Regions from separate parts of the Homo sapiens genome. Here region 1 is linked to region 2. A link is a loop called in an ENCODE intact Hi-C map of the cell type or tissue named here. Cell type or tissue: chondrocyte. All regions are shown on one strand. Links, peaks and the distances in the headings refer to the core of each region. The heading gives the core; the rest is flanking DNA.

Region 1 (11,503 bases), core at 2,604-10,603, 62 kb before region 2:
GGAGGTTGCAGTGAGCCGAGATCGTGCCACTACACCCTAGCCTGGGCAACAAGAGTGAGACTCTGTCTCCAAAAAAAAAAATAATCACTAGATGGGTGTCTTATTCTATTTGAGCTGCTATAACAAAATAACTGAAATTGGGTGATGCATAAATAATAGAAATTTATTTCTCACAGTTCTGAAGACTGGGAAGTCCAAGATCAAGGCAGGTTTGGTGTCTGCTATGGGCTGCTCTCTGTTTCTGAGATGGTATCTTTTTGCTGTATCCTCCAGAAGGAATGAATGCTATGTCCTCACGTGGTGGAAGAGCAGAAGAGAATGAGCCCACTCCTGCAAGATCTTTTATTAAGGACCCTAACCCCATCCATGAGGGCTCCAACCTTATGACTTAATTGCCTACTAAAGGCCCCAATTCTTAATACCATCACATTGTCCATTAAGTATCAATGCATGAATTTTGGGGGACACATTAAAACCAGAGCAATGAGCTTACTAGTAAAACAGAATTGAAAAAGAAAAGTCAGTGAAAAAAGAAAAAAATAGAAAAAAAAATTTTTTAAAAACCAACAAAAGAGTGAGTGAAGATGAAGTTGGATAATAGAAATAATGAAATCTGAAGGACAGAAAAAAATTGATAGGAAAGACAACATGGAAGAAAAATATTTAAAGAAATAATAACTGAAAACATCCCAACTTTAGTAAATAAGTTTACAGATTAAAGCTCAATAAGGTCAGACGCAGTGGCTCACGCCTGTAATCCCAGCACTTTGAGAGGCCGAGGCAGGCAGGTCACTTGAGATCAGGAGTTCAAGACCAGCCTGGTCAACATGGTGAAACCCCATCTCTACTAAGAATACAAAAATTAGCCACAAAAAAATGGTGGTGCATGCCTGTAGTCCCAGCTACTTGGGAGGCCAAGGCACGAGAATTGCTTGAACCCAGGAGGTGGAGGTTGCAAGTGAGCCGAGATCATGCCACTGTACTCCAGCCTGGGTGACAGAGTGAGACTCCATCTCATAAATAAATAAATATACTCAATAAGCCCCAAACAAAATAAATTTGAAGAGAACTATGCCTAAGCACCTCATGATCAAACTATTAAAAATGCAAAATAGTCTGGGCGCAGTGGCTCACACCTGTAATCCCAGCACTTTGGGAGACCGAGGCTGGTGGATCACCTGAGGTCAGGAGTTCAAGACCATCCTGGCCAAGATGGTGAAACCCTGTCTCTACTAAAAATACAAAACTTAGCCAGGCATGGTGGCAGGTGCCTGTAATCCTAGCTACTAGGGAGGCTGAGGCCAGAGAATTGCTTGAGCCCAAGAGGCAGAGGTTGCAGTGAGCCAAGATCTCAGCACTGCATTCCAGCCTGGGTGACAGAGCGAGACTCTGTCTCAAAAAAAAAAAAAAAAAAAGCAAACTGAGAAAATCTTGAAAACAGAGAAAACAACAAATTTAAGGCAGACAAGGATTTGAATGACTTGGACTTCTCATCAGAAATCATAGAGGCCAGTAGAACATCATTAGGGGTTGAAAGAAAAGAACTGTCAGCTCAAAATTCTATATCCACCAAATATATCATTCAAGAATGAAGGTGAAATTAAGACGTTTTCAGTTAAAGGAAAACTAACAGAAATGTAATTAGAGTATGTGGTATGCCTCAAGTAGTGATATTTGCATAATTAAAACAATGTAAACAATGAATATTGATTGAACCCCAGAAGGAAAAAACAATCAAATTTAAAGGATGGGTGGCAAGAGGGGCGATGAGTGTCTGTGTGGTCTGAAAGCAAAATCATCTTCCTAGTTAGTGGAGAATATCTGAAACCTGAAAACCAATAAAATAACAGTATGAGCATGAATTAATAGTTAATTACCATAAGAAAGAGCTCTAAGAGTTGAGAGTTATTACTCCTGAGGATTGAGAATTGCAAGGGTTTGGTGAGTCAGGGAGCTGCTGTTCATCATTATAAGCTTTGTAGTATTACTTGACTTCAAACTAGTATTTATATATCTGATAAAAATTAAATTCTAGCGGCCGGGCACAGTGGCTCACGCCTGTAATCCCAGCACTTTGGGAGGCTGAGGCAGGGGGATCACGAGGTCAGGAGATAGAGACCATCCTGGCTAACACGGTGAAACCCCATCTCTATTAAAACTGCAAAAAATTAGCAGGGTGTGGTGGCATGCACCTGTAGTCCCAGCTACTCATGAAGCTGAGGCAGGAGAATTGCTTGAACCCGGGAGGCAGAGGTTGTGGTGAGCCAAGATTACGCCACTGCACTCCAGCCTGGGCAACAGAGTGAGACTCCGTCTCAAAAAAATAATAATAAAAATAAATTCTAAAAATTAGCCACAAAAAGGTAGTGCCTTTAAGAAAAACACTAACCTGGTCCTATGTGAGTCAGCAGCCTTATTGGGTTGGATGGTCAGATGGGAGAACTAAGTTGCCCAAGGCTGGGCTGCTTCTCTGGAGAGCCCCTGTCATGGTTTCTCTCGGTGTCCCCATCCAAATCGCATCTCTAATTGTAATCCCCAGGTGTCGAGGGAGGGACCTGTAAGGAAGGGAAGGGAAATCATTGGATCATGGGGGCGGTTTCCCCCATGCTGTTCTTGTGATATGAGTGAGTTCTCACAAGATCTGATGGTTTTATAAAGCAGTTTTCCCTGCTCTGGCCGCCTTTTGCCTGCCACCATGTAAGATGTGCCTGCTTCCCCTTCCACCATGATTGTAAGTTTCCTGAGGCCTCCCCAGCCATACGGAACTGTGAGTCAATTAAACCTCTTTCATTTATAAACTGGTGCTGAGGGGTTCTGGGGCTGGAGGTTGCAGAAGGCTGCAGGCTGCACCCTGTCTACCTCTCTCGTTCTCTTGGCTCCTGACTGGATGAGTAGCTGCAGCTGGAGATCTGGAAGCCTGCCTGGAGGAGGAAAGCATGGCCTGGCTAGGCAAAGAGGATTTCACATCTGGGATGAGGTGTTGTACCAGATCATATGAAGAGAGTCTGTGCCTTATTTTATTACCTGAAGAATAGCGTTAACCCTTACTCCAAAGAGGATGGGGACCAGGCATTTATAAAGCATTTTGAGAAGAAAAAGTGGAGCCTGGAACAAGCAGTGTGTTGTGAGGCGCAGAGCTCTGGCACTAAGTGGACCTGGAGAGGAGAGGTCCTTTTCCTTGCCCGAGTCCTCACTTGCTGACGCTAGGATTTCTCCCTCCCATGATTCCACTAAGCTTTGGCTTAAAAGCTGTCAGGTAGTGGCTGGGTGCAGTGGCTCATGCCTATAATCCTAGCACTTTGGGAGGATGGCTTGAAGCCAGGAGTTCAAGACCAGCCTGAGCAACATAGTGAGACCTTGTCTCTACAAAAATTGAAAAGGAGCCAGGCACAGTGGCTCACGCCTGTAATCCCAGCACTTTGGGAGGCCAAGGCCAGTGGATCACCTGAGGTCAAGTGTTCGAGACCAGCCTGGCCAACATGGTGAAACCCTGTCTCTACTAAAAATACAAAAATTAGCTGGGCGTGGTGGTGCATGCCTGTAATCCCAGCTACTCGGGGGGCTGAGGCAAGAGAATCACATGAACCCGGGAGGCAGAGGTTGCAGTGAAGCAAGATTGCACCACTGCACTCCAGCCTGGGCAAAAGAGCAAGACTGTCTAAAAAAAAGAAAAGAAAAGAAATTAGCCAGGTGTGGTGTTGCACACCTGTAGTGTCAGCTACTCAAGAGGCTGGGGTGGGAGTGAGGCAGGATAGGTAGTTAAGGAAATGACCATGTTCTGGGAACGCAGCAAGCGTGGTGACTGTACAATCAACACAATAAGCCTCAGCATTCACATTGTAATCGAGCTCATTCAAGCAAAGCTGTCTTCAGTAGGCGATTGCCCCTGTAGAGAGCATGCACATTTTGATTTCACCTGTCCTCAAACCGACACACTGCTCATTTTAATAGTAAAAAATACACCCCTGGGTGGAGATTTAAGATGCTAAAGATGCCAGGTGCGGTGGCTCACACCTGTAATCCCAGCACTTTGGGAGGCCAAGGAGGGCAGGCCACTTGAGGTTGGAGTTCGAGACCAGCCTGGCTCTGCTAAAAGTACAAAAATTAGCCAGGGGTAGTGGCACGTGCTTGTAATCCCAGCTACTCAGGAAGCCGAGTCAGGAGAATTGCTTGAACTTGGGAAGTGGAGGTTGCAGTGAGCTGAGATCGCACTACTGCACTCCAGCCTCGGCGACAGAGTGAGATTCTGTCTCAAAAAAAAAAAAAGATGCTAAAGAGACATGCGATGTATAAACAAGCATGTACAACTACTGCACATGTGCACCAAGAAGACCACCCAGACCATGCCTACTAGTAACGCCTCTTCCCACCCACTTACGAATAATCATGAAAGGCTTCCAGAAAGGGAGCCTCCCTAGCGCCAGTCTTTGCTGTCTCATCCTTACGAATGCTGTTTCTCAGTGCACTGTCTATTCCATACTTAACTTTTTTTTTTTTTTTTTTTTTGAGATGCAGTCTTGCTCTGTTGGCCAGGCTGGAGTGCAGTGGCACGATCTCGGCTGACTGCAACCTCCGCCTCCTGTGTTCAAGCAATACTTCTGCCTCAGCCTCCCAAGTAGCTGGGACTACAGGCGCTTGCCACCATGCCCGGCTAATTTTTGTATTTTTAGTAGAGACGGCATTTCACCATATTGGCCAGGCTGGTCTCGAACTCCTGACCTTGTGATCCACCCGCCTCGGCCTCCCAAAGTGCTGGGATTACAGGCGTGAGCCACCATGCCCAGCCTATATATAGTTAACTTTCAAAATACTCTTTTCTTTACAGTAAATGACTCTATGCTGCACTTCTTTTGCTGTGTGTCTCTTGTTTAAATTCTTTTAAACCAAGAAGACAAGAACCAAGGCCTCACAATAGCTGTCAACAGGAGGGTCACTCCAGCCCAGGGGTCGAGGCTGCAGTGAGCTGTGATTGTGTCACTGCACTCCAGCCTGGGAGATAGAGTGAGATGCTGTTTTAAAAAAAACAAAAAAACAAAAAACTGCCCGGTAAAGGAGAATGTGGAATGGGTCACAAGTATGGGCTCTCCTCTCTGGATGAGACTCTAGCCAGCCTTCCCCATGTCTGCACCCTTTTCTGTGGCCAGCCGTCCTGGCCACCTTTGCTCTGCAAGGCTGGCAGCAGTTGGTCCCCGTGCAGATGGGCTGTGGAAGACTGGGCACAAAGCTTTCCTGTGAGGCTGCTGAAAGGTTCTAACCCAGACGATAGGTGCAGAGGTTGGGTGTTCAAACTGGTCACACAGTGGAGAGGTTCTGGAGCACAGCAGCAGAGTGGGCCAGCCAGTCTGAGGAGGAAATGAAGCACAAACTTCGAGCTACATGCAGGGCCCGGAAGATGCTGGAAAGCATAGGGCCCATGCTAGCCAATATCCCCAGGGGCCAGGAGGAGAGCTGCTCACATAGGATATGCACCCAGGGGCATGTCCTGGGCATGCAAAGATACCTCCCTGCAATCAGACCATTGCACCAACTCCCAGGCTGCATCCTAGAGGAAGTCTACACTAAGCCCACATAATTAGTAAACAGACACAAGGAGCTCGGTTAGAAGACATCAGTGCCAATGGCACTTGTGGACTCCAGCCCAGCGTTCATCACAAGCAACTGACCAACACACCTGGGCCTGGGTTATTTGCTTCTCGAGCTGAATGTTTCTGGGCCTCCTTGGGTCATTTCATTTTGCTCATCTCCAGTCATCTGTCACAACCTGGAAATCCAAGGGGATAGGCCATGCAGTTTGTCTTGCAAGAGTAATTTAAAAAGTAGGCTGGGTGCAGTGGCTCACACCTGTAATCCCAGCACTTTGGGAGGCCAAGATGGGTGGATCACCTGAGATTGGGAGTTCAAGATCAGCCTGGCCAACATAGTGAAACTCCGTCTGTACTAAAAATAAAAAAATTCAGCCAGGCGTGGTGTCAGGCACCTGTAATCCCAGCTACTTGGGACTTGGGAGGCTGAGGCAGGAGTACTGCTTCAACCCAGGAGGCGTAGGTTGCAATGAGCCGAGATCACACCATTGCACTCCAGCCTGGGTGACAAGAGGGAGACTTCATCTCAAAAAAAAAAAAAAAAAAAAAAGAAGGTAAAAAGCAGTTGTCATGTATGGGAAGATTTTTACAACAGGCCGCATATTTAATGTGCATTAGTTAAGTCTAAAAAAAAGGTGTGTCACTGCCCATTTTACAAGCAAGTAAGTGGATGCTGTGCTGGCTAATTTTATGTGTCAACTTTGCTAGGCTTTGGTGCCCAGACGTTTGGCAAACATCAGCCTAGATATTATTGTGAAGATACTTTTTGGATGTGATTAACATTTAAGTCAGTAGACTTTGAGTAAAGCAGTAAAGCCCTCCATAATATGGGTGGGCCTCACCCAATCAGTTGAAGACCTTAAGAGAAAAGACTAAAGTTCCCCCAGGAAGAAGGATTTTGGCTTCCAGACTGCCTTCAACTCAAGACGAGCAGCAACATCAACTCTTACCTGAGTTTCCAGCCTGCCCTGCAAATTTCAGACTTGCCGGTCTGCACAATCACGTGAGTCAATTCCTTATATAATTCTTCTCTATATAGAGAGAGACTAATACATACATCTGACAGTGTATCCAGAATATGTAAAGAAATCACACAGAGCAACAAAGAAAAGCCAGTGGAATCGATCTCCTGATGTTGTTGTTCGCAGGCCAGTAGGTGGCGCTGTGGCACGTGATCTGAGCCTCCTGGATTCACACAACTGTTCATGTGGAGAACCCAGTGCCGGGACACATTAGCACCCCAGTCAGGCTATGCGTCTCCCTCCCAAGGGTGCTCACCTGGTGTGGCCTCCATGGCACAGGGGGAGTGAGATGAGGCTCCTTTAGTACACCCTCCCTTGAGAAGAGCGACGTGTGCTTACCGTCCAGTGGCTTGTTCTCATGAAAGCCTCCACAGTTAGGGACCTTCAGATGCTTAGATCTGGGGTGTCACCTGACTCAAGCCCCTCAGAATCCCAGATTGTTGTGGTGGGTCAAGGGCATGGGGCTTTGGGTTTACTGGCCTGGGTCTGAATGCCAGCATTGCCTCTTCCTTGGTGTATACGACCTTGGGTGGTTACCTTTCCTAGGCCTCTGTTTACTTGTTTTAAAATGGACAGTGATGCCTACTTTATAGGGTTGTTATGAAACTCAAGTAATGAATATAAAATACTTGACCCAGACTGGCATGGTGGTTCACGCCTGTAATCCCAACACTGGGAGGCCAAGGTGGGAGGATCGCTTGAGCCCAGGAGTTCAAGACCAGCCTGGGCAACTTAGGGAGACCCCGTCTCTACCAAAAATAAAAAAATTAGCCAGGTATAATGGTGCGTGCCTGTAGTCCCAGCTACCCGGGAGGCTGAGGTGAAAGGATCGCTTCAGCCCAGAAGTTCAAGACTGCTATGAGCCGTGATCGTGCCACCGCACTCCAGCCTGGGTGACAGATCAAGGCCCTGTCTCAAAAAATAAATTAACAGGTCAGGCGCAGTGGCTCACACCTGTAATCCCAGCACTTTGGGAGGCTGAGGCAGGAGGATCGCTTGAGCCCAGGAGTTCAAGACAAGTCTGGGCAACTTAGGGAGACGCCGTCTCTACCAAAAATCAAAAAATTAGCCAGGTAGAGTGGTACGTGCCTATAGTCCCAGTTACCCGGGAGGCTGAGGTGAAAGGATCGCTTCAGCCCAGAAGTTCAAGACTGCAGTGAGCTATGATCGCGCCACTGCACTCCAGCCTGGGTGACAGATCAAGGCCCTGTCTCAAAAAATAATTAATTAAATACTTGACCCATTGCATGATCTTTCCATGCACGACAGCTGCTCTTCTATTATTCTTCCAGGATGAACTGCACAGCCTGCCCCCTTGGGTTTCCAGGTTGTGGGAGATGAGCAAAACTGAATGACCTCAGTAGGCCAAGAGCAAAGGATGTGGGTCCAGACCTGGTGGCCAGTTGCTTGTGACAGGAGCTGGGCTGGAGTCCCCAAGTGCCACTAGTGCTGACATCTTTTAACTGTGTTCATTGTGACTTGTTTATTTCTAAAAGTAACCACTGGTGCCTTGGTGCAGATGGAACTCCAGGTGCATGCGGTGAGTTAACCATGGTCTGGGGAGCTTTGTTTCCACGCCTAGGACATGCATCTGTGTGCATGATATGTGAGCTGATATAGCCATGCCTCTGGTGATTTGAACGCCTGCGCTTCCCAGCTGCTTCAGGGCCCTGAACATCGCTGGATGTTTGTACTTCATTCCCTCCTCAGCCCAGCTGGTCCCACTCCGCAGCTGTGCTCTAGGCATTTCATCTCAACTGGGTGATATATTTGAATACAGCAATTATAAGAACAGCAACCTCAGAAGAACATCTGGCATCCAGACCTCCCCAGCCTAGTTCCACAAGGTACCAACTTCCGTAAGCCTTGAAGAGCTAAGTAAGACATCTGGGCCGGGTGTGGTGGCTAATGCCTGTAATCCCAGCACTTTGGAAGGCCAAGGCGGGCAGATCACTTGAGGTCAGGAGTTCAAAACCAGTCTGGCCAACATGGTGAAACGCCATCTCTACTAAAAATACAAAAATTAGCCGGGTGTGGTAGTGCATATCTATAATCCCAGCTACTTGAGAGGCTGAAGGAGGAGAATCTCTTGAACCCGGGAGGCAGAGGTTGCAGTGAGCCAAGACCACACCACTGCACTCCAGCCTGGGCAACAGATCCCTTGGTATAGATACGGGGAGCTTGGGTGGTCTCATCACAGCAGAACCTCAGCTCTTGGCATGTTCTTTCCTTTGCTACCAGCTTTTGAAACTGAAGTGTAGCAGAGTCATGAACCAGACTTTGAAACATGAACCAGACAGAGAAACATTTTAAGAAGTAGCGGCTGACCAGGAGTTGGAGATTGCAGTGCACTATGATTGCACCTATGAATAGCCACTGCACTCCAGCCTGGGCAACATAGTGAGACCCCTATCTAAAAAAAAGAAAAAGAAGGGCCAGGCACGGTGGCTCATGATTGTAATCCCAGCACTTTGGGAGGCCAAGGCATGTGGATCACAAGGTCAGATCAAGACCATCCTGGCTCACACAGTGAAACCCCTTCTCTACTAAAGATACAAAAAATTAGCCGGGTGTGGTGGTGGGCGCCTGTAGTCCCGGCTACTCGGGAAGCTGAGGCAGGAGAATGGTGTAAACCCGGGAGGCGGAGCCGGGCGCGGTGGCTCACAACTGTAATGCCAGCGCTTTGGGAGGCCAAGGCAGGAGGATCGCTTGAGCCCAGGAGTTTTAGACCAGCCTAGACAACATGGCAAGACCCCGTCTCTACCAAAAATACAAAAAATTAGCCGGGCATGGTGGTGCATGCCCATAGTCCCAACTACCTGGGACGCTGAGGTGGGAGGATCACCTGAACCCCGGAGCCGTGAGCACACCACTGTACTCCAGCCTGGGTGACAGAGTGAGACCCTGTCTGGAAAAAAAAAAAAAGTAGCTGGGTATGGTGGCACGTGCCTATCATTCTACCTGCTCAGGAGGCTGAGGCATGAGGATGGCTTGAGCCCAGGAATTCGAGGCTACTCAGCAATTATGGTACCACTGCACTCCAGCCTGGGTGACAAAGTGAGACCCTCAAATAAAACAAAATAAATTGGCCATAAATGTAAGAGTTTTTTCCTGTATTGTTCATTCTGTTCCTTGATCTATATGTCTTGTCCTTTTTCCATATCTTATAGATGTGATTACTAGAAGTTTCATAGCAAGTTTTGAAATCAGGTAGTATACATTCTCCAGTTTTATTCTTTTTCAAATGTGTTTTGGTTATTCTAATTCCTTTGCGTTTCCATGCAAATTTTAAGATCCAGTTTTCAAATTTTTTTTGAGATGGATCTTGCTATATTGCCCAGGCTGGTCTCAAACTCCAGGGCTCAAGGGATCCTCTTGCCTCAGTCTCCCAAATAGCTGGGATTACAGGCGCATGCCACCAAACCTGGCCTCTCAATTGCTTTAAAATAAACACAACAACAACAAAAATCTTTTGGAAGTTTGATGGGCATTGCATTGAATTAATAGACAAATTTGGGGAGAATTACCATCTATCTTAACAATATTGAGTTTTCCCTGGCCAACATGGTGAAATCTGTCTCTACTAAAAATACAAAAATTGGCCAGGTGCAGTGGCTCATGCCTGTAATTTCAGCACTTTGGGAGGCCAAGGTGGGTGGCTCACTTGAGGTCAGGAGTTCAAGACCTGCCTGGCCAACATGGTAAAACCCTGTCTCTACTAAAAATACAAAAATTAGCCGGGTGTGGTGGCGGGTGCCTGTGATCCAAGCTACTTGGGAGGCTGAGGCAGGAGAATCACTTAAACCGAAGGGGTGGAAGTTGCAGTGAGCCCAGATCGCGCCACTGCACTCCAGCCTCAGTGACAGAGTGAGACTCTGTCTCAAAAAAAAAAAAAAAGAAAAGAAAAGAAAAAAAAGAAATTAGCTGGACATGGTGGCAGGTGCTTGTAATCTCAGCTACACGGGAGGTTGAGGCAGGAGAATCACTTGAACCCAGGAGGCAGAGGTTGCAGTAGGAAGAGATCACGCCACTGCAGTCCAGCCTGGATGAATGTGAAATGTCTATGCATTTTTTTAGATCTTTAGTTTCTCTCAGCAATGTTGTTTTACAGTTTTATGTGTATGGATTTTTTTTTTTTTTTTTTTTTTTGAGAATGAGTCACTCTGTCGCCTAGTCTGGAGTGCAGTGGCGCAATCTCGGCTCACTGTAACCTCCGCCTCCCGGGTTCAAGCAATTCTTCTGCCTCAGCCTCCTGAGTAGAGTAGCTGGGATTACAGTTGCCCACCACCACGCCTGGCTAATTTTTTGTATTTTTAGTAGAGATGAGGTTTCACCATGTTGGCCAGGCTGGTCTTGAACTCCTGACCTCAAGCAATCCATCTGCCTCGGTCTCGGAAAGTGCTGGGATTACAGATGTCAGCCACCGTGCCTGGCCATGTGTGGAACTGTTTCCTCAATTTCATTTTCGGATTGTTTATTGCCAATGTGTAGAAATGCAGTGGATTTTGGTATGTTAATTTTGTATTCTGAGACCTTTATTCTAGTAGGGTTTTTTTTTTTTTTTACACATTCCTTCGGATTTTCTACAGTAGAATTATGTCATCTGCAAATGAAGATAGTTTTACTTCTTTCTTTTCAGTGTGGATGCCTTTAATGTCTTTTTCTTAACTTATTGCACAAATTGCGCATTCAATAGTACAATGTTTAGTGGGACCGGTGACAAAAGACATCCTTGCCTTGTTTTGATCTTAGGGAGGAAAGTCTTTGGTCTCACTGTTAAGTGTGATATTAGCTGTACGTTTTGCGTAAGGGCTGTATTCGTTTGCTAGGACTGCCATACAAGGTACCACACACTGGGTGGCTTAAAAAACAGAATGTATTTTCTCAGAGTTCTGGAGG
Region 2 (10,533 bases), core at 2,387-10,386:
CAAAACAAAACCAAAAAAAGAATGTTCCAGAAAATTGCCATTTATTTATCTAATAGGTACTGTTAAGCTAGAATATTTGAATTTTGAAGAAAATAGTAGCCGAGCATGGTGGTGGGCACCCATGATTCCAGCTCCTTGGGAGGCTAAAGCAGAAGCATCACTTGACCCCAGGAATTCAAGACCAGCATGGGCAACATAGCGAGACCCTGTCTTTAAAAACTTTTTTTTTTTTTTTTGAGACAGAGTTAGCTCTTGTTGCCCAGGTTGGAATGCAGTGGCGTGATCTCAGTTCTGATCTCAGAGGCGGGCGGATCACAAGGTTTGGAGTTCGAGACCAGCCTGACCAATATGGTGAAACCCAGTCTCTACTAAACATACAAAAATTAGCGGGGCATGGTGGTGCATGCCTGTAATCCCAGCTACTCAGGAGGCTGAGGCAGGAGAATCACTTCAACCCGGGAGGCGGAGGTTGCAGTGAGCCAAGATCGCACCACTGCACTCCAGCCTGGGCGACAGACTGAGGCTCCATCTCAAAAAAAAAAAAAGATTGTTCTCGAAGTCAGGGCTGACAACCCTCTCAACCACAGCAGCGGTGGTAGGGACAGAGAGGTCCGAACAGAGGAGAGGCACTGAGGAGACAGACCCTTTGAGGCTGGGTGATGAGCAGGAGGTGGAGGGAGAGGCGAGTGGGGAGACCAGGTGAGTCCCAGGTTTCTGGTGTGGTTGGCCATTCCTGGAACTGGAAATAGAAGGGGCTGATTGAGAAGACAGGATGAAGACACTGTTGTAGACGTGAGCCTACGGGGTTCCCAGATGTAGCTGCTCCAGAATTAGTTGGATAAGCAGAATAAGACCATTGACTTGCAAGACTGCAGTGAGTGAAGATTTCCTTAAGAAGGCGTAGGCCCTGATTTCACCATTCTTATATAATTGCACTATCAGACAGCCTTTATTTGAGCTGCAAAAAAGGCTACCTAGTAAACCAGCCCAAAACTCAGTGCCTTACAACAAAGCATTCAGTGCCATGCTCATGAGACTGTAGGTGACTATGGTCTAGCTGGACAGCTGTGTTTCAAACTGAGAGTCAGTAGGCTTGGACAGCTTTGTTTCAAACTGAGGGTCAGCAGGCTTGGACAGCTTTGTTTCAGGCTGAGGGTCAGCAGGCTTGGCTTCAGGCTGAGTTCAGGTCTGTTTCAAGTGCCTTTCACTTTCCATGATCCAACAGCTACTCAGGGCATAAACTTGTGACAAGGGCTGATGACATGCTCAACACCTCTTAAGGCCAATCTCCAGATCTGTACACTATGGCTTCTACCCACCTTAAAAAATAAGTTTGGTTGGCCAGGTGCAATGGCTCACGCCTGTAATCCCAGCACGTTGGGAGGCCAAGGCGGGCGGATCACAAGGTCAAGAGATTGAGGCCATCCTGGCCAACATGGTGAAACCCTGTCTCAACTAAAAAAAATTTATATATACAAAAATTAGCTGGGTGTGGTGGCGTGCTCCTGTAGTACCAGCTAATCGGGAGGCTGAGGCAGAAGAATTGCTTGAACCCAGGAGGCAGAGGTTGCAGTGAGCCGAGATCGTGCCACTGCACTCCAGCCTAGCGACAGAGCAAGACTCCATCTCAAAATAATAATAATAATGTTTGACTGAAGCCAACCAACATCAGTGGGACAGGAATCCTACTCCCCCCATTTCGTGCACTGCAAGGTCACATGGCAATAGGGAATGAGGAATTGAAAACAACATCCCATCTACCATAGCTAGCTGCGTTCCTTCCTGTTACACTGCCTGCTTTTTTCTGTCTCTGTATCCAGCCCTTACATCACCCAGTCTCAGATGCTTTCCTGGCCACCTGTCCTATGGCATAGTGCAAAGATCATTAGATTCAGATATTCAACATGGGAAGAGCTCCATTTCTGGTCCTTCCTCCTAGGTGTGTGATCTTGGAAAAGTCATGTTACATCTGTGTCTACTCTATCTGCTAAAATTTACTTCATGAGATTGCCAGAAAGATTACGTGAGCTGATACAGAAGGAAAAATTTTGTCCTATGTATTTTCATTAAGACCCAGTGCAAGTCTTCCCTCTTAAAAAAGCTTTAAATGACTACCATTTCTTCCCAGGACTCTTAGTTAACATCCGGTGGCTTCTAGATATAAGAGAAGTTCCTGGGCCGGGTGCCGCGGCCCACGCCTGTAATCCCAGCACTTTGGGAGGCTGAGGCAGGCAGATCACGAGGTCAGGAGATCGAGACCATCCTGGCTAACACGGTGAAACCCCATCTCTACTAAAAATACAAAAAAATTAGCCGGGCATAGTGGTGGGCGCCTGTAGTCCCAGCTACTCGGGAGGCTGAGGCAGGAGAATGGCATGAACCCAGGAGACGGAGCTTGCAGCGAGCCGAGATGGTGCCACTGCACTCCAGCCTGGGTGACTGAGCGAGACTCCGTCTCAAAAAAAAAAAAAGAGAGAGAAGTTCCAGGCCGGGTGTAGTGGCTCATGCCTGTAATCCCAACACTCTGGGAGGCCGAGGCGAGCGGATCACAAGGTCAGGAGATCGAGACCATCCTGGCCAACATAGTGAAACCCCATCTCTATTAAAAATACAAAATTTAGCTGGGTGTGGTGGCACACGCCTGTAATCCCAGCTACTCAGGAGGCAGAGGCAGGAGAATCCCTTGAACCAGGGAGTTGGAGGTTGCAGTGAGCCGAGATCGCACTACAGCAGTCTAGCCTGGCGACACAGTGAGACTCCGTCTCAAAAAAAAAAAAGAAGTTCCTGGCTGGGCGCAGTGGATCAAGAGATCGAGACCATCCTGGCCAACATGGTGAAACCCTGTCTCTACTAAAAATACAAAAATTAGCTGGGCATGGTGGCATGCGCCTGTAGTCCCAGCTGCTCGGGAGGCTGATGCAGGAGAATGGCGTGAACCCGGGAGGCAGAGCTTGCAGTGAGCCAAGATCGCGCCACCGTACTCCAGCCTGGGTGACAAAGCAAGACTCTGTCTCACAAAAAAAAAAAAAAAAAAAAAAAGTACTGATTGTTACTCGCAACATTCTTCTCTTCCCATGGTGTGAATGAGAACATCCCTGCTTTCCACACAAACACAGGCTCTCAAGCACACGAGAAGCATGCCAGGTGTCAGGTCCTTTCTGTGAAGTCGGTTGTAGGCAGATGTCCAGTCTACTGATGGCGACAAGAACTTCAGAGGGAGGAGGGAGGCCTTCCCCACAGCCATGCCGGTGCTGGAGGGAGGTAAGATAAACGCCTGCATCTTAGCGACCTCAGATCCAAATTCATTCTTACACTGTGGTAACATAGGTATGTCAAATGTTTGTCTGTACACTGTTTATCCTGTGTGGTAGCAAACACATTTACCAAGTCACTGCAGATGAATATTTCACAAGAGGACTTGACAAGCGTAATTAAAACGTCTGTTTAGGGCAGGACGTGGTGGCTCATGCCTCTAATCCCAGCACATTGGGAGGCCAAGGCAGGTGGATCTCTTGAGGTCAGGAGTTTAATGCCAGCCTCAGCAACATAGTGAAACCCCACCTCTACCAAAAAATACAAAAGTTAGCTGGGGACGGTGGAACACGCCTGAGGTCTCAGCTATTCGGGAGGCTGAGGTGGGAGAATCGCTAGAGCCCAGGAAGTTAAGACTGCAGTGAGCCGTGATTGCACCACTGTGCTCCAGCCTGGGTGACAGAGTGAGAGCTAATCTCAAAAAATAAAAATAGGCTGGACGCGGTGGCTCACACCTGTAATTCCAGCACTTTGGGAGGCCTAGGTGGGCGGATCATGAGGTCAGGAGTTTGGGACCAGCCTGGCCAACATAGTGAAACCCTGTCTCTAATAAAAATACAAAAATTAGCCCAGCGTGGTGGCGCACGCCTGTACAGTCCCAGCTACTGGGGAGGCTGAGGTAGGAGAATCGCCTGAACCTGGGAGGCAGAGGTTGCAGTGAACCGAGACCACGCCATTGCACTCCAGCCTGGGCAACAGAGTGAGCCTCCATCTAAAAAATAATAATAAAATAAAAACACTCAACCCCCTAGAAAAAATAGTGCATCAGTGGTTATGAGAACCTACTAAGGACAAGACCCATCTTTGACAATGAAAGGGGCCTTAGGACTTCCTTCCTTTTTTTTTTTTTTTTTTTTTGAGACAGTCTCGCTCTGTCACCTAGGCTAGAGTGCAGTGACACAATCTTAGCTCACTGCAACCTCCGCCTCCTGGGTTTAAGCAATTCTCCTGTCCCAGCCTCCCAAGTAGCTGGGATTACAGGCATGTGTCACCACGCCCAGCTAATTTTTGTATTTTTTAGTAGAGATGGGGTTTCACCATATTGATCAGGCTGGTCTCGAACTTCTGACCTCACGTGATCCAACTGCCTTGGCCTCCCAAAGTGCTGGCATTATAGGCATGAGCCACCGCACCCAGCCTGACTTAGCATTTTGGAGTGGAGGCCGATCATGGTGATGGAGAAGGAAATCAGGGACAGATCTATACCATTTGTTTGCTATTTACTGCACGTAAACAGAATGAAATCAACACATTAAGTATTTCACTTGATTTCATCCACCATCTCCTGCAGACAACCAGGTTTCTCCCAAATTCATGTGCCTGGAAATGGCTTGAACCAAATGGTTCATGAGGAAAACCTGTGATATTTTTCATGAAATTGCCACATCTGGGCATCAGGAAAGCCTTCCCCGAGAATGTCTCAAATTGGTCAGCCGTTTTCTCTTTTTTTAGACAGGTAGGTGTCCCCAAGCATTCAATCCTAGCTAAAATATGGAAGTATTTATCTAGCACAGGAGCCTATGGCATAGTTTCAGTCCACTGTCTGGCAGACCTCATCTGGGCTGTCTTTGTGTGATTTGACTGGCCAGTAAATGGGGTATAAACTATGTAGGCTGTGGCCTGGCCTTGTGACAGAGGGGTCCCTGGAACTTGACTGCCACTCCCTAAGAGCAGAAACCGCCTCTTTCTTGTACACTGCTGGATCCCATCATCCTGCACAGTGCCTGGCTACAGGTGGCCAGCAATAAAACACAAGATTGGGGCAGGCACAGTGGCTCACGCCTGTAATCCCAGGACTTTGGGAGGCTGAGATGGAAGGATCACTTGAAGCCAGGAGTTCAGGCCCAGCCTGGGCAACACAGTGAGCCTATCTCTACAAAAAAAAAAAAAATTTTTTTTAATTAATAAAACACAAGATTGGTTTGTGTGGTGAGACAGTATTGAATCCAACAAACGGGAACTGGATAGTGTGGCCCAAGATGCAATGGTGGCTGCAGCATGAGACCCTTATGCATATAATATTCAGTGGAAGAGGTGCCAGGCACTGTTCTGGGTGCTGAGAATAAAGCTATGCATAAGACTAAGGTTCTGTCGACAGAGATCGTGTCACACCAGTGGAAAAGACAGTCATCAAACTTATATCCTTGAGTCAGTGATGACTTCTAGAAGGAAAGAAAAGGCTGATGTGACGGTGAGGAAGGGATGAGTGGAGACTTCTCTGAGACTTCAGTGATTCCTCTTCCTCTGAGCTGAGCCAAGCTGAGAAGCTGAGAAGAGTAAGATAGGGCCGGGAACTCAGGTCCGTTAGTCCGTCCTCCGAGGTGGGGCGGGCCAGCAGAATGGATTTCCGATCTACTCTGTGAGAGCCTCGCCCAAGAAAGCCCAGAGCCACTTCCAAGATCCGCGCTCCCACGGCGATGAGAAGCGTTTTCCCCCGGGACTGCTTGGCTTAGGACTGGGGACCCACTGGCTTTGGAGTAAGCCCTGGCACGGGCCTCGAGGGAAGAAAGAACCCCCGCGCTCCCCACACTCCACAGGGCCTGCGATCATCTCAGATGTTCCGGTTCCACGTGCAGAAACCCCGCCGGTCCGAGGCCCGGGTTCTAAAACGGCCCTAAGAGTCAAGGCTTCCACAGCTCGCCTCTGAGGGTGGCAAAGAGGCCGCGGGGGCGGTGCCTCGCGAGACCCAAACAAGCCCACGTGGCAGGGGCGGGGCTCCGCGAGGGCGTCACGGCGCGCTCGGGCGCGGCTGAGGTCACGCGCCGGCGGTACCCGTGCCCGGGGGCCGTAAAGCGCGGAAGGTCGCGGTCTCGGCTTCCCCGGAACTTTTTGCTCGCTTCGCCCCGCCCCCTTCCCATCCCCGAACCCCGCTTTCCGGCCCGCGGCGACCGCCGGCAACTGTTGTGGCTGCCGCATTGCTCCCGCCGGGCTGTAGCTGAGCGCGGAGCCCGTGGGGGCCGGTGAGGTAAGGAGATAGCTTCGGGGCAACTCTGGCCTCCCCGTCCGCGCGGGCCTAAGCGCCCCGGGACCCCTGGGTTCCCCTCTTTCTCCTTTGGTTTCGCCCGGGGGTGGTCCCCGCTAGCTCACGCTTCCAGTGGGTTCCGCCTGGCCTCTCGCGAAGTCGCGTCCGGGCGGTAGTACTCGTCCCCGTAAGGTTGTCCGCTCGTGCCTTGGCTTGTGTCCTCGGCTACCCCTGGGCCTGCGCACCGCTCCTCCAGGAGCCTGCACCTCAGCCCCGATGCCAGGGCGGCCGGGGTGACCTCGGGCTCCCCAGTCTTGGGCTTGCACACCCCTGCGGCGCAGAGCCAACTCCAGCTTGTCTAGCCCGGTCCTCCATCCCTGCAGATGGAACTGTTTTCCCGCGTTGAGACGTGCGGTCCGCTTGTGCTTTCAGAACTAGTAAGACTGCTGCAGAGTCCGGAGGAAGAAGTCACCTAGAAAAGTCTGGGACAGGGCAGTAAGCTTCCTTCTTAATGTTTGACCTTTGGGGGCCGATGTGTGATACCTCGGATTTGAATCAAGAATCTCCAAGCCCATTTTCCGCATGCATGTAAACGTGATGTACCGGGATGGGGGCTGGTGGTGGAGGAGGAGCCAGCCCAACGGATATGCGTTTCCAGTGGCAGGGACTTGTGTTAATTTCTTTTTTCTTTTTTCTTTTTTTTTCTTTTTTCCGAGACGGAGTCTCACTCTGTCGCCCAGGCGGGAGTGCAGTGGCGCGATCTCGGCTCACTGCAACCTCTGCCTCCTGGGTTCAAGCAATTCTCCTGCCTCAGCCTCCCAAGTAGCTGGGAATACAGGTGTGCGCCACCACGCCCGGCTAATTTTTGTGTTTTTAGTAGAGACGGGGTTTCACTATGTTGGCCAGGCTGGTCTGGAACTCCTGACCTCGTGATTCGCCCGCCTCAGCCTCCCAAAGTGCTGGGATTACAGGCGTGAGCCACTGCGCCCGGCCAACTTGTGCTAATTTCTTAAACTTGCGTGATCACCTGGTGTACTTGTTGAAAAATACAGCTCCCTGGCGTGGCAGGATCAGAATCTGCCGAGGTGGACCGTGGGAATCTGTCATTTTTAAACAAGTGTCCCAGGTGGTTCTTTTGCTGAGGCAAGTGTGGGAAATGTGTGAACCCACGCTCATCCAGTCTTCCTTGTGACCGGCAGTCCACTGTGCGCAACGCTGCAGCCATACAGAGGGACTACTCGAAGTTAGAACTAGCACCTTGGTCTTGTTGGAATAAGCAGATCTGAGTAGAGCCAGCTGCAGTCTTATGGTTGTTTAGCAGAAGTTATTCTTCTTAGCAGAGAATATTATACGGTCATTTTCCAGAACTGTAAAAACTCTATCATTTGTTTTAAACCAGATGATGTGCTTCATTTCTGTCTTTGACGTCTTCAGTTTCTTCTCCCCTGGCTTTACCTCCTTTGCTATCAGTTTGTGCTTTGGTTTTGCTGCCAACCTTATAGGCTTAGGTTTGGCGGCAAAGGCACTAGACTCTGGTGCCTTCTTTTCCTTCGTTGTCTTAAGCCCTTCTTTTCCTCTGCCCTCATGCCCTCACCACTTCACTCTTTTGAAGGTCATAATGAACACAAGGTCAGAGATCCCTTTTTTGGCGCCAAGCACCCTGGGCTTTTTTGAGATGGAGTCTCACTGTGTCACCCAGGCAGTGGCGCGACTCTGCGCACTGCAGCCTCCATCTCCCTGGTTGAAGCAATTTTCCTGTCTCAGCCTCCTGAGTAGCTGGGACTACAGGTGCAAGCCACGACACCTGGCTAATTTTTCTGTTTTTAGTAGAGACGGGGTTTCACCATGCTGATCAGGCTGGTCTCAAACTCCTGACCTCAAATGATCCACCCACCTTGGCCTCCCAAAGTGCTAGGATTACAGGTGTGAGCCCCTGCGCCTGGCCTTTTTTTGTTTTGTTTTGTTTAAGACAGAGTCTCACTGTGTCACCCAGGCAGGAGTGCAGTAGCATAATCTCGGCTCACTGCAACCTCTGTCTCCCAGGCTCAAGCGATCCTCCTACCTCAGGAGTTCAGGACCAGCCTGGGCAACATAGTGAGCCCATCTCTACAAAAAAAAAAAAAAAAATTTAAAAAATTAATAAAACACAAGATTGGCCTGTGTGGTGAGACAGTATTGAATCCAACAAACGGGAACTGGTTAGTGAGGCCCAAGATGCAATGGTGGCCGCACCATGAGTACCTGGGACCACAGGTGCGTGCCACCACACCCAGCTAATTTTTTGTATCTTTGGTAGAGACGGAGTTTCACCATGTTTGCCAGGCTGGTCTCCAATTTCCGACCTCAAATGATCTACCCGCCTCGGCCTCCCAAAGTGCTGAGATTACAGGCGTGAGACATGGCGCCCGGCCTAAAGTTTTTTTTTAATTCCTCCTTAAAACTCATCTGTTACTGTGTTTGTTCTGCCACCTTTGCAATTCCCTTTCTCTGTTAGGGGAATGTGCTTAATGGTTCAGTCCTCACAGCTGTCCTTTCCTTACCATCTGCTTTTATTTGAAAGGTAGCGTGGAGTCATGATTAAATAGCCGGCCACTAATGCCAAATTGGCAGGGTTCTGCTACTCAACAGTTTGGTAGGACCTTGGGTGAGTCACTTCCACTTATCTGTGCCTGTTTCCTCAAGTGTAGAATAGAAATGCTAGTATCTACCTCATAAGGTTGTGAGGATTAAATTAGTTATATACATAGGCAGTATCTGGTGCATTGTAACTACTTATAAAAATATTAGCTTTAAAAATTATTGGCCGGTCACAGTGGCTCATGCCTGTAATCCCAGCACTTTGGGAGGCCAAGGTGGGTGGATCACCTGAGGTCAGGAGTTCGAGACCAGCCTGGCCAACATGGTGAAACTCCATCTCTACTAAAAATACAAAAAATTAGTCGGGCACAGTGGCGTGCGCCTGTAATCCCAGCTACTCGGGAGGCTGAGGCGGGAGAAACACTTGAACCTGGAAGGCAGAGGTTGCAGTGAGCTGAGATCACGCCTCTGCACTTCAGCCTGGGCGACAGAGTGAGACTCTGTTTCACAATAAATAAAAATAAAAATAATTCTCTCAGGTATTTAGATATCTCCTCAAATCTGGGGGTCCTACCTTTGATTTTTTCCCCCCATCTTCTTTGTTCTCTGTTCTCATTCATGCATCAACATATATTTCCTAGGTACCTATGCTGAACGCTGGGAAAATTGAGCAATTTATAAGGTTTCTGCTCTTAGTTCCATTATAATAGGGAAATAATAGGCCGGGTGTGGTGGCTTAGCCTGTAATTCCAGCACTTTGGGAGGCCAATGTGGGCAGATCACTTGAGGTCAGGAGCTCGAGACCATCCTGGGCAACGTAGTGAGACCTCACCTCTACAAATATTCATAATTTTAAAATTAGCTGAGTGTGATGGTACACATCTGTGGTCCCAGCTACTCTGGAGGCTGAGGTGGGAGGATCGCTTGAGTCTGGGTGGTTGAGACTGCAGTGAGCCATGATCATGCCGCTGTACTCCAGCCTGCATGACAGACCTCGTCTCAAAAAATAATAAAAAATAACTACCACTTACTGAGTGCTTCTTAGGTGCTTGTACCATGTTCTTCCTGCCTTGTCTGATTTAGTCTTTGCAGCAACCATGTGAGGTAGGTGTTTCTAGCCCGTGTTACAGATGAGGAGTTCAAAGCCTAGAGATTTAGTAACTTGCTGATAGTCATACAGCTAGTGAGAGGTGGGGATATTTTCAAACCCAGAACTGTCCGCCCCCAAAGCCTGGATTCCCTGCCATGCTGGCATGTTGCTTCTCTGATTGGCAAACAGACCATTGTGCAGTGTGGTAAGTTCTGTGCTGGGAGAAGTGTAGTGTGTTATAGGAGAACATAGAAAAGCCACCTAACCAAGTGTTGGAGAAGGAGGGGGAGATTGTCAGATAAGATGTCAAAGACAGGGCTGGGCACGGTGGCTCATACCTGTAATCCCAGCACTTTGGGAGGCCAAGGCAGGCGGATCACGAGGTCGGGAGATTGAGACCATCCTGGCTAACATGGTGAAACCCCGTCTCTCCTAAAAATTAAAAAAAAAAATTAGCCAGGCATGGTGGCGGGTGCCTGTAGTCCCAGCTACTCAGGAGGCTGAGGCAGGAGAATGGCATCAATCCAGGAGGCAGAGCTTGCAGTGAGCTGAGATCGCACCACTGCACTCCAGCGTGGGCGACAGAGCGAGA

Evidence for each region. Hi-C counts contacts between places; a loop is a spot of excess contacts. Peaks named below come from ENCODE experiments on the same cell type or tissue, not always from the same donor. Only the 100,000 strongest peaks of a DNase experiment are listed, where the experiment ranks them.
Region 1: it touches region 2 in a loop (2.3-fold over the local background); 6 of 110 quality-filtered maps call a loop at or near these places.

Annotation. Positions count from the first base shown.
Region 1 is chr16:74,425,495-74,436,997 of GRCh38, reverse strand. LOC107984827 (a long non-coding RNA gene) reads right to left here. Exons shown (of 3, transcript XR_001752253.3): 2 at 2,390-2,555; 3 at 1,426-1,828. Among named protein-coding and RNA genes, the nearest start is that of CLEC18B, 9.8 kb to the right of the region's middle. RefSeq lists an enhancer at 5,236-5,789. In chondrocyte, for the core only: CTCF peaks have their summits at 6,489 and 6,699 (motif pointing right); no DNase peak of the experiment used is centred there.
Region 2 is chr16:74,363,809-74,374,341 of GRCh38, reverse strand. It overlaps the pseudogene PDPR2P. Among named protein-coding and RNA genes, the nearest start is that of NPIPB15, 7.2 kb to the left of the region's middle. RefSeq lists an enhancer at 5,797-5,846 and silencers at 5,877-6,128, 5,907-6,196. In chondrocyte, for the core only: no CTCF peak of the experiment used is centred there; DNase peaks (open chromatin) are centred at 6,111 and 6,521.